Regions from separate parts of the Homo sapiens genome. Here region 2 is linked to region 1. The links are chromatin contacts, found by Hi-C in ENCODE. All regions are on one chromosome and are shown on one strand. Each heading gives the region's core, a stretch centred on a gene start or an enhancer-like site at or near the end of the contact. The rest is flanking DNA. Distances are from core to core; before and after follow the strand shown. Region 1 has its middle 29 kb from the start of CXXC1. Region 2 has its middle 34 kb from the start of ATP8B1.

Region 1 (5,972 bases), core at 2,990-5,489:
TTACTTTCATTCGCTCTCTCTAGTGCCTCAAAGTAACTGTTTTAAATATTTCTTCCAGAAATTACAGTTGTTATGTGAAAGAAAATTTGTTCAGTAGGAGTTACTTGGATATTATCAGAAACTGGAAGCCTCTGATACATACATTTTAAAGATACTGGAGTTTTTTTTTTACATTTACCAATTTTTATTATAAAGGATATTATAAAAGATACACACTAAGAGATACATAGAACAAGCTATGTGCGAGAAGAAGTGTGGAGTTTCCATGCTCTCCCCGGTGTGTCACCCTCTGGAGCCTCCACTTATTCAGCCATCCAGATGCTCTCCAAACCCAGTCCTTTTGGGTTTTTATGGAGGCTTTGTTACACAGGTATGATTGATTAGATCCTTGGCCATTGATGATCAATTTAACTTTCATCCTCTCTCCTGTCCTCAGAGGTTGTGAAGTGAGGCACAAAGTCCCAACCCTCTAATCATTAAAATATGCTATTTTTAAATTTTGCTATAATGTCATCAATCCAGTAATCTCTTTTTTGAATGAAAAATGAAAAATGTATTGTTTTTCTCCTCTTGGTCCACGTAATAGTCCCGATTATTTAATATAATAAATGTATTTAATTTCTCTTTTGCTTTATCAGAAAAACTTGCCCTAACAGATTCTTTGATGCAATTTGACTTTGATTTTGCCTGCTTAAATTTTTTAGTACAGATTTTAACTGGCATTTTCCCATCCAAGTTCTAACCAGGCCCAATCCTGCTTACGTTCTGAGATTGGATGAGACTGGGCACACTCAGGTTGGTATGCCATAGAAAACCTGGCGTTTTCTATTTCAGACTTCTGCATCTGCTGCTACTGTGCCTTCTCAGCATACCACATCACCGGTGTTTGTCCATCTTGCACTACTTCCAACTGGCATATGATTTGACCTATTATCTCCTTTATATCTTTAGCCTTTTTTTTCTGAATAAATGTGATAAAGGTATGTGACCTTCAGGAAGGCCTCCAATGCAGATTTTTTTTATAGTATCAGCAAGATCTTATCAAAGTTGTCACACTATAATCCCTCTCTCTGCTTTGCCAACTTCATACCTATTTTTTTCTTTCAAGTGATGATATTCTTTGAATAACTAGTTATTTCTTTCTTCCAGCATGTGTTTGTTTTTCACTCTCAGCTTGATTTGTTGTGCATACTTACACAATTTATCTTTTATATTAGTCATTGTGTTTTTCTATTTCATAATCTTTTTGTGCATATTACCCCATTGTTTGAAAACAATATATTTTTACTTTGTAGTTTCAGTGATCATTTCTTTAAGGTTTTTTATCGTATAATATATTCATTTTGTGCGTTCATGTTGTCACATGTATTCACTTTCCTTCTTTTTACATTCTGTGATAGGAGGTCTAACCAATATCTTTTGGTTCAGAGGGTAACTTTAGTGCGATAAAGCTCATTGTGTAGGTTACTACTTTAACATTTAGTTTTCAACATTATTGAGAAGGCACATCATGGTTATATTTTAGTTCAGACGAATGAAAATATTGGAACCTGATGATTCAATGTCTTACTCTGTTTATGTTGCTATCAAGGAATACCTGAGGTTCAGTAATTTACATAGGAAGGAGGTTTATTTGGCTCACAGTTCTGCAGCCTGTACAAGAAGCATGGCACCAGCATCTGCTTCTGGCAAGGAATTCAGGCTGCTTCCACTCATGGTGGAAGAGGAAGGGGAGCTGGTGTGTGCAGATCACATGGTGGGAAAGGAATTGAGAGAGAGAGGAGGAGGTACCAGGCTCTTCTCTACAACCAGTTCTCATGTGAACTAAAAGTGAGAACTCACTCACTCCTGCAAGAAAGGCACCAAGACATTAAGGGATCTGTCCCCAGCATCCAAGTACCTTTCACCAGGCCCCATCTCCAACACTGGGGATAAAATTTCAACATGAGACTTGGCAGGGCCAAATAAATTATAACATATCCCAACCGGCTTGGTGGCGGGTGCCTGTAATCCCAACTACTCGGGAGACTGAGGCAGGAGAATCGCTTGAACCCGAGGGGCAGAGGTTGCAGTGAGCCGAGATCACACCACTGCACTCCAGCCTGGACAACAGAGCGAGACTCTGTCTCAAAAACAACAACAAAAGAACAAAAAACAAACAAACAAAAAAACATATCCAACCGTAATATTCAATTTCTCTTTGCTTTGTTTTTCATTTATTAATTTGAGTTCAATGCTGCTTTCTCAGGTATTACTGCATAAAGTAGTCCATTATACTGAATATTGTTTTGGCTAATATTTCTTTGCCCAGTTTTATTATCTTTTGAATATCAAAATTCTTTTATGTTAAAATGTTAATATCCTCAATATATTTTCTCTGATCTTGATTTATAATTTTCATAATTTTTTCACCTGGCCCTTCTGAGATCTTATGATCTTGATTCTTTTATTTTGTTCAGTTCCACTCTTAGCATGGCAATTTCATTCTGTAATATGTCCTTTTTGTACAATAGATATTTTTCCTTTTCCTTGCCTTCAGAAATCTCAGAATTCTTAACGTTTTAAGTGGATAATTTCTATTTCTTTCTGCTTGCAAAGTGATGGCTGAAAATTTCATTCTGGTAGTTTTAAAAAATGGCCTCAAACTCTTTGAATCCCTTCCCATCAAGAGGTTGGTCTGTTTCTCTTCACCTTGAATGTTCGTGAGTTTCTGACTGCTTTGACCACTGAGTATAGTAGAAGTGATGCTATGTGACTTCCAATGCTAGCTCATAAGAGGCTATACAGCTTTTGACTTGCTCACACATACACACAGTAGCCCTAAGCCGCCATATAAAACTATGACTACTCCAAAGTCACTATGCTGTGATGAAGTCCAATCTACATTGAGAGGCCATATGTAACTCTTGTCATTGACAGCACACACTTTACTGTGTCATTAAAGCACACACTTTACTGGTCATTATAGCACAGGGACCAGACATAAGTGGAGAAGCAACTAGGTGATTCAGGCCTAAGCCATAGGAGTCATGCCCAGCAATTTGTCTTCCCAGATGAAACTTCAGATTTCCAGTGATTTTAGCACTGTTGTCAAAAATCAATTGACCGTAGATGTATGGGTTTATTTCTGGACTCTCAATTTATTCCATTAATCTATATGTCCAGCCTGATGCCATTACCACACTGTTTTGATACATACAGCTTTTTTTTTTTTTTTTTTTTTGAGACAGAGTCTCATTCTGTTGCCCCGGCTGGAGTGGAGTGGTGCGATCTTGGCTCACTACAGTATCCACCTCCCAGGTTCAAGTGATTCTCCTGCCTCAGCCTCCTGAGTAGCTGGGATTACAGGCACCCGCCATCACACTCAGTAGTTTTTTCTATTTTTAGTAGAGATGGGGTTTCACCATGTTGGCCAGGCTGGTCTTGAACTCCTGACCTCAGGTGATCTGCCCACCTCGTCCTCCCAAAGTGCTGGGATTACAGGCATGAGCCACCACACCCGGCCTGCTAGTACTCTTTTTCTGAGTACTCTTTTCCTCTGCCTTCATGAAAATATCTTTCACATCACTAAAAACAAGGCTGTACTCAGGTTTGTATATAAAAGTATTTTCAAATTAATTAATTAATTGAAACATTTATCAAGTGTTGCATCAATTTACTTAATCTTGAGGGTAATTAATTGCTTGAAAGGAATTATGATGTCTAATGTTTGCATAAAGTCTCTCATTATAGGATCTATTCTTGTTATATAATCAGACCCAGCTAAAGAGAAAGAAGGCAATTATCTCAGAAACTCTGCAGGAAACTTATTAAATGGGCTCATACCAATGAGGCAGGGAACTTAACTTCTGTCTTTTGACAATTTCAATGTACCACACAATTTTAATATTGAGACTACAACAGTGAAACGAATAAACTTGTGAAGAAATAAAGCCACCTGTGGGAACAGATATTTCACAAGGTGCAGCAAAAACTGCCTTAAATGAACAAGCAAATGTTGTTGGTACATGTTCTTCTAGAATAATGACATATACCTAAGTGTGAAAAGGCAATGCTGCAGCAAAAATTTGTGTTTCTCTAGTGTTCCTTCCATTCAGGTAATATAGGGGGAGGAGAGAAGGCTTGCTATGATTAGTTGACTCTATTCTTGCCTAACTGCTTAACACAGTATCTCCGTGTGGTGTCCTTGCTTGAGTACACATGTGTGGTTTCCTCCTGCCAATTTCTGAAAGCATTTGTAAGGTTTCAGTAACCTAGCCCTTAATGTACGAAAAATAATGACCAATTACTTACTGAGCTCCACTGAATAAGTCTACTTATTGCAGACTAAGTGTCTACATTCCTTGTCTCTAATTCTGTCATCAATCTTATAAGACAGAGATTCACCCCATATTACAGATGGGGAAACTGAGGTTCAGAAATGTTGCATTATCAGACCAAGGTTCCACATCTGACAAATGGTAAAGTCAGAATTTGAATGGAGGAGTCAGTTTCCCTGGCTCCAGTGCTTGTGTTTCATCTGTGACGTCATGATGCTGCCGCCCAGCTGCACTCCCAGACATCCCCTCGTTTCACAGACTTTTAATGACTCTCAAATAGTCACTCTTAATTTGAATCTTTTCTGTTCATTCTAGATCTTTAATAATTCTGACTTTGAAAAAAGATTAGGTAAATACACAGCTGCACCACACTTGTCCACCATCTGGAAAAAAAATGCCATGCTCTGAGAAATTTTAACGTAAGATTCTTAACACAGAAACACAATTTAATTGACATAATGAACTTCAAGAATAAAAAGATATTTGTGCAAGCTTTAAAGCAAGAAAGAAAAAATATCATGCACAATAGAAAAATCAGGCTAGTCAAAAATTTCTTCACAGCAATATTTCTGCTCAATATTTTACTTGAAAGACTTCAAACTTGCAGAAAAATGGAATACTGCTACTACATAGAACACCAAGATTTACCAACTAATATTTTCCTCATTTGTTTATCTCTATCTATGTATGGATTAATCACTTTTTTATTTTTGTATTCTCATTTTCTTTGAAAATTTTGTTCTCAACCATTTGAAGTTAGGATGCAAATATCACAACACTTCACATTTTTGTTGAAATGTTTCTACTTATGGGAAGATGAAATGTCCAACCCAAACAATGAATGAAAGATATCTTAAATTCTGACTACCTATAATGTGAGCTGGATGCCAGAGAGGCTCAGAGGTAATTGGAAATTAGAGCATTGGCCTCTTATTTAAACAATATAGGTGAATCAATGTAGGAGCTTTATGGTAGGAAATTTCTCCAATATTTAGTAATAAGAGATTTATAAGACTTGAAAGCATGAGTTAATCTATTTGAAGAAAAAGGAGTACATATCTCAGTCAGAATTCCAGCAAAATGTGCAGATAGTATTTAGGGAAAGCAATAAGCAATAGTAGGTTCCCTACAGTTTGCAACACCAGGGAACTATTACTACATCTAGCCTGGAAGGCAATGTTTATGGAAACCTATTGAGAACAGCTGTATGGGAGAGGGCCATCTGAGAGGAGCTGTGAAATTTGCTAGGGTACTTGGTAACCCATAGAGAATCGACAGGGAAAGATCTGGGACAGTAAGCACCCTCCCTCATTCACTTCCCAGGACAGCAACCACCCTCCCTCATTCACCTCCCAGTCTCTAGGTCTCCTGGTGATCCTCCCCAGTGATTAAACCAGCTGTAAGCCAAAAGTCAAAGGCTACTCATGAAACAGTCCACAAAGGTCAGCCCTCTGAGGCAGAGAGTACGGTGGCAAAAGGTAAACAGTGCATTTGTTGGACAAAAATGAAAGACAAAATTGTTAGACAAAATTATCTGCATATACTTTCTACCTACCATTCCCATTTTGGTAGAATAATTTTTACAACACAGACATAGTTACACACACACAAACAATTGTAACTGAGTACTATATATAGGTTACATAATTATAT
Region 2 (5,765 bases), core at 839-3,338, 7.5 Mb before region 1:
TACATAAGTAGCCATAGTGATCAAACCAGGCAATCCGGGTACTGTCCACATGTCATAGTTACACATCATTAGCAAAAAATGGAGAAAATCAGAGAACAGTCCACGGCTATCATACCAGAAGTGCTATAACACCATATTCAGCAACAGAACACAGGGAACCGAATGGTGAGACACATTTACAAGTAGATACACTGACAAAAGCAAGTTAAGATTATGTATAAAATATTAGTTCCATGCATGTCTATATCCTGAGGTAATTTTAAATTTAAACATTGTTTTATGTCCAACTATAATTTTTTTCTTTTTAAATGGTTTTATTTTATGTGCAAATAATGAGCAGATGTTGTATCCATAAATTCTACTTTCCAAAAACAGGAGCTTTTTAACAGAAAACCACATAATAACTTTTAAAAGGCACTAGGATTCCTCTGCTTCTAGATCATTGCTAGGCTAGAAAAATAAAGTTTTTTCTACCAGGAATCAGAAGTTAGAACTGAGTATTCTCCAAAGTGGAAATTCTAGAGTGTAGTGTCACTCCAGGCAAAGATTATTCAGTTCTCATCCCAAACATCCACAACTACCTATCAGAAAGGTTAAACCAAGTTGAAACAGTCCAGCATAATTAGGCTTCATCAAACAATGTCATTATGCTCTTCTAAGATGCAAATAAACCAAAACAGGAAATACTAAAATCAAAATATTTGACACCGTCATACAAATTGTTAGTTCCTTGTTGTCTCCCCCCTTCTATAACATTAATAAAGTGAATATTTTACTGCAAAGAATATTTTATTTTATACATCACTAGCCATGATTTTTTGCCATTAGTGATTATACAAATGCTGTCTAGTCCATTATCCAGATGACATAACCATTTTACGTCCACAATTCACTTCTACAGTTATAAGTAGAATTTTCGTGATTTACATAAGTACACATATCAGTGAAGATTTAATACTGAGATGCAATCTAACATCCGTAATATCTTGTGTTTTGTAGATGGCAGTGTAGGAGAGATATATTTTAATCACTTTTCATTTAAATGAACTTATGTAAAAAATAAACTAATAATTTAGCAGTTCCAAGTCTCCAAAGGGCATTTTCAAATGTCCATAAAATAAATGGTTACAGAAATGTTTAAGAAGCATCTTCATGTCCACATCCTGTTGTAACTGCTGTACCATTTTCTCTTCCAACTCCTTCCCTTTGCCTGCAAGACGGGCTTGGGTAAGATGGATGCTTTGCTTGACTTCTTTGATATCCTGAACTTTCTGTAGCTCTTTATTTTTCTTCAATCTGTTCATTATAAATTTAGCTTGGTGTTTCTGTTTGATCTCTTCAACTCTCTTCATTGCATCAATAGTTTTATTCCATAGCTCTCGCTGGTATTTGATAAGTTCATTTCTATGTTTGTCAAATTCAAATGAATTATCTACTGTAAGCTCTTTACCAGCTGCTTTCTGGAATGGTTTGGTCCGCCTAACTTTGCGAGGATTGCACTTCTTTTTAAAGTGTTTATGACATTTAGATTTACAAAATCCGAACACTTTGCAATCGTTGTGGATGAACAACATGTCATAGCCAGGGTAGATGGGCCCCGAACAGAAATAACACTTCTCGATGCGCATGTTGAACCCGTGTGGTTCCCCACTGACCACACGCTAAGCTTGAGAGCCCAACTACAATTTCTTTTTTGACTTTTCATTTTGAAATAATGATAGAGTCACCAGAAGGTTCAAAGAAAGTGTACAGGGAGGCCCAGTGTACCCTATACCTAGCCTCCTTCAGTGGTGGTAACATCTTGAATAATTACAGTACAAAATCAAAATCAGGAAATTGACATTGAAATGCTCCACAGAGCTGATTCAGATTTCATTGTTTTTATAAGCACACACGTGTGTACTTCTATACAATCTTATTACGAGTGTAGCTTCCTGTAACCACCAACACAATCGAGATACACAACTGTGCCATCACTACAAGGCTGCCTCATGCTGTAACTGCCCAGCGGGTTCACCCTGCTCACTGCCTAGACAGAGCTGTTTTATCAAGATAGGGGAATTTCTACAGAGAAAGAGTCATTCATGCAGAGCTGTCTGTGTGGGAGACCAGAGTTTCATTATTACTCAAATCAGTCTCCCTGAGCATTCGGGGATCAGAATTTTTTTTTTTCTTTTGAGACGGAGTCTCGCTCTGTCGCCTAGGCTGGAGTGCAGTGGCGCAATCTCGGCTCACTGCAAGCTCCGCCTCCCGGGTTCATGCCATTCTCCTGCCTCAGCCTCCCAAGTAGCTGGGACTATAGGCGCCTGCCACTGCGCCCGGCTGATTTTTTGTATTTTTAGTAGAGAGGGGGTTTCACCGTGTTAGCCAGGATGGTCTCGATCTCCTGACCTCGTGATCTGCCCACCTCGGCCTCCCAAAGTGCTGGGATTACAGGCTTGAGCCACTGTGCCTGGCCTATTTTTTTTTTTTTTTTTTTTGAGACAGAGTCTTGCTCTGCCGCCCAGGCTGAAGTGCAGTGACGCGATCTTTGCCCCCTGCAACCTCCGCCTCCGAGGTTCAAGCCATTCTCCTGCCTCAGCCTCCTGAATGGCTGGGATTATTGGCGCCTGCCATCACTCCCAGCTAATTTTTGTATTTTTTAGTAGTGACGGGGTTTTGACATGTTGGCCAGCCTGGTCTCAAACCCCTGACCTCAGGTGATCTGCCCGCCTTGGCCTCCCAAGGTGTTAGGATTACAGATGTGAGCCACTGTGCCTGGCCAAGTGTTTAGCTTTTTAAGAAACTGATATTTTCCAGAGTGGCTATGCTATTTACATTACTATAAATGTAGGGAAATAGATAATTTTCTCTCAATCTTTCATAATTCTTAGTTGGGATGGGCCACTGTAACAAAAAACAGATTAAAAAGAGACAAATAAACAGAAGATTATTAACATGTATACCTCGTGTAGTATACAGGGAGATACCCAGAGAAATTGGTAAATTTCAAAGAGGTGGCTTTGAACTCACACTTAAATGCCATGTCTGCTGAAACAAAAAGAAGGGTGTAGGGAAAGTTGATTATGCTCAGGAAAAACTGGCAAATAAGAGTAAGATTTGTTATGGAGATTTAAGTCAGTGCCTTCTCCATCAATAAAGGATAACTGTCTCCAGTGACTTAGAGTCATCCTGTCCTCCTGGGGTAATGTGGATGATAAGGTAACTTCCACTCTGTTTTCAGAGCTTCTCCTGTGGTTGCAGTTTCCCAAAATAATCAGCTCAAAATAGAGAGGGGAGAGGAGAGAAAGAGAAGGAGAGTTATCATAAGGAATTGGCTTATGTGATTGTGGAGGCCGAGAAGTCCCACCATCTGCCATCTGCAAGCTGGCAGCTGGGGAAAGCCAGGGGTATCATTCAATCTGAGTCCAAAGGCCTGAGAACCAGGGGAGCTGATGATGTAAACTGCAGTCTGAGGGAAGGAGAGAGTGATATTCCAGCTCAAGTCATCTGGCAGAAAAGAAGGACCAAATTCAGGGCTGGGCGAGGTGGCTCACGCCTGTAATCCCAGCACTTTAGGGGGCCGAGGCAAGTGGATCACTTGAGCTCAGGAGTTTGAGACCAGCCTGGCCAATATGGTGAAACCCCATCTCTACTAAAAATACAAAAATTAGCTGGGCATGGTGGCATGTGCCTGTAATCCCAGCTATTTGGGAGGCTGAGGCGGGAGAATCGCTTGAACCTGGGAGGCAGAGGTTGCAGTGAGTTAAGATCGCACCACTGCACTCCAGCCCGGGTGACAGAGTGAGACTCTGTCTCCAAAAAAAAAAGGCCAAATTCTCCCTTCCTCTGCCTTAAAGCCCTCAACAGCCCATTGAGGAGGGTGATCCACTCATAGACAGAATTGGAAATGACGTTTTGCCAAGTATCTGGGAACCCCATGACCCAGTCAAGATGAAACATAAAATTAACCATCACAAATGCTAATGATCAGATATAAAACGGGAAGTGGGGTAGGGAGTACTTAGAGGTGGGGGGCAACAGTTGTCACTGCAAACAGGATGGTCAGGGAACCTGGCCTGAGACAGTAACATGTAGATCTGAAGGAGAGAGTAGGGGGCTTGAGAAGGGAAGTAACTCACCCATGACCCTCACCCTTATCCACTAACTCCTAACTCTGTGTTCTCTCCCTGATGATAGCTGGTTGTTTTATTTTCATAAAGTCGTGAGATGTTAGAGATGGAAGTGACCACTGGGGATGGCCATAAGTTTCACTGAAGATCCTAAGTCTATTAAACAAAAAATTGAATTTTTGTGGCAACTCACATTGATAGTGGTGGCTTTCTGGAGCATGGCATAGAGCAAGATCCAGAGGTTAGGTCTGGGTTCAGAGCAAAAAGTGACATTTTCCCCAAGTTCAGCAGGAGGATGGTCACATTAGACAGTCGGTGGCCCATTCCTCTTCTAGAGTGACCCTCCCATTACACGATGAGGACATAGGCAGCTGGAGTGTAACAGACAGGAAGTGGCTGGATTTTCAAAATGGTCTTTAGCATGAACACTTTTATGCCTTCACTGTCTCCATTATTGACTAAAGGAAAGTAAAAGAAATGGAGGAGGCCGGGCGCGGTGGCTCACACCTGTAATCCCAGCACTTTGGGAGGCCAAGGTGGGTGGGTCACCTGATGTCAAGAGTTCGAGACCAGCCTGGCCAACATGGTGAAACCTTATCTCTACTAAAAATACAAAAAATTAGCTGGGCCTGGTGGCAAGCGCCTGTAATCCCAGCTACTTGAGAGGCTGAGGCAGGAGAATAGCTTGAACCCAGGAGGCAGACGTTGCAGAGAGCCGAGATTGAGCCATTGCACTCCAGCCTAGGCGACAGAGTGAGACTCCGTCTCAAAAAAAAAAAAAAAAAAAAAAAAAGAAAAAGAAAAAAGAAAAAGAAATGGAGGACTCCACTCTTGGTTACAATGAAAAGAGTCCCCGCCTCCCAAACTTGCAGTTTCTCTCAGGCAACCATTTTATTCCAGGGCTTGGCCAGGTCTCCAGAAATGTTATTTTTCTCTTCTTCTTTGTGGATTCAGCCCAGGGAGGAAAGGTATAATTGCAACCCCACACCCACAAAGATGCTCCTTGGACTTGGATAAAAGAGCACAAGACACCGTTTTTATCACTTAACCCGGTAAAAGAAGATACCTACACAGATCACCAGGACCACACAGTAGGAACAGAGGCCCCCCTTCCCTTGTGCTGCCCAAGTTCCTAGAGGGATCTGAATGAAGCAACTGTTTAACTAATGCAACCATGTTTAAAGTTCCCAAGGGATCCACACTCTTTAAATGATGCATAAATTGAGTCATTTTGTAAAATACAGTACCTTGATTTATTTGCTTAGTAGCTTTTAGTTTGTCTACTAGGTTTCTCTAAAGAAGAATACAAATGTATTTAGGCATAAATTGTTTTCAATCATTTTCTTGGTGTCTACATTACCCTCCATGTAATATATTAGGGGTTCCTAAGCCACAAATGGTATGATTGAAGGTATAAAAACTTGAAGCTCATTGCAACCTTAAACTCCTGGGCTCAAGCAATCCTCCTGCCTCAGCCTCCCAAGCAGCTGGGACTACAGGTGGGTGTCACCATGCCCAGCTAATTTTTAAAATTTTTTGTAGGAGGCCTTGCTATGTTGCTCAGGCTGGTCTTGAACTCCTGGCCTCAAGTGATCCTCCCACCTTGACCTCCCAAAGTGCTGGGATTACAGGCATGAGCCACCGTGCCCAGCC

What was found. A loop is a pair of places that touch in the nucleus more often than their neighbours do. Pooled maps may share reads with other maps.
Region 2: a pooled map shows a loop between it and region 1 (15-fold over the local background). The contact joins two enhancer-like sites. A Hi-C loop is called at or near these places in 3 of 37 single-sample maps with no recorded cell type and 3 of 50 pooled maps.

What each region holds. Positions count from the first base shown.
Region 1 is chr18:50,313,843-50,319,814 of GRCh38, reverse strand. It overlaps the pseudogene RNA5SP458. Among named protein-coding and RNA genes, the nearest start is that of CXXC1, 29 kb to the right of the region's middle. Within about 2 kb of position 4,239, at least 3 of the 41 ENCODE cell types and tissues checked have a DNase peak (open chromatin) inside an H3K27ac peak, as active enhancers do.
Region 2 is chr18:57,834,339-57,840,103 of GRCh38, reverse strand. It overlaps the pseudogene RSL24D1P11. Among named protein-coding and RNA genes, the nearest start is that of ATP8B1, 34 kb to the right of the region's middle. Within about 2 kb of position 2,088, at least 3 of the 41 ENCODE cell types and tissues checked have a DNase peak (open chromatin) inside an H3K27ac peak, as active enhancers do.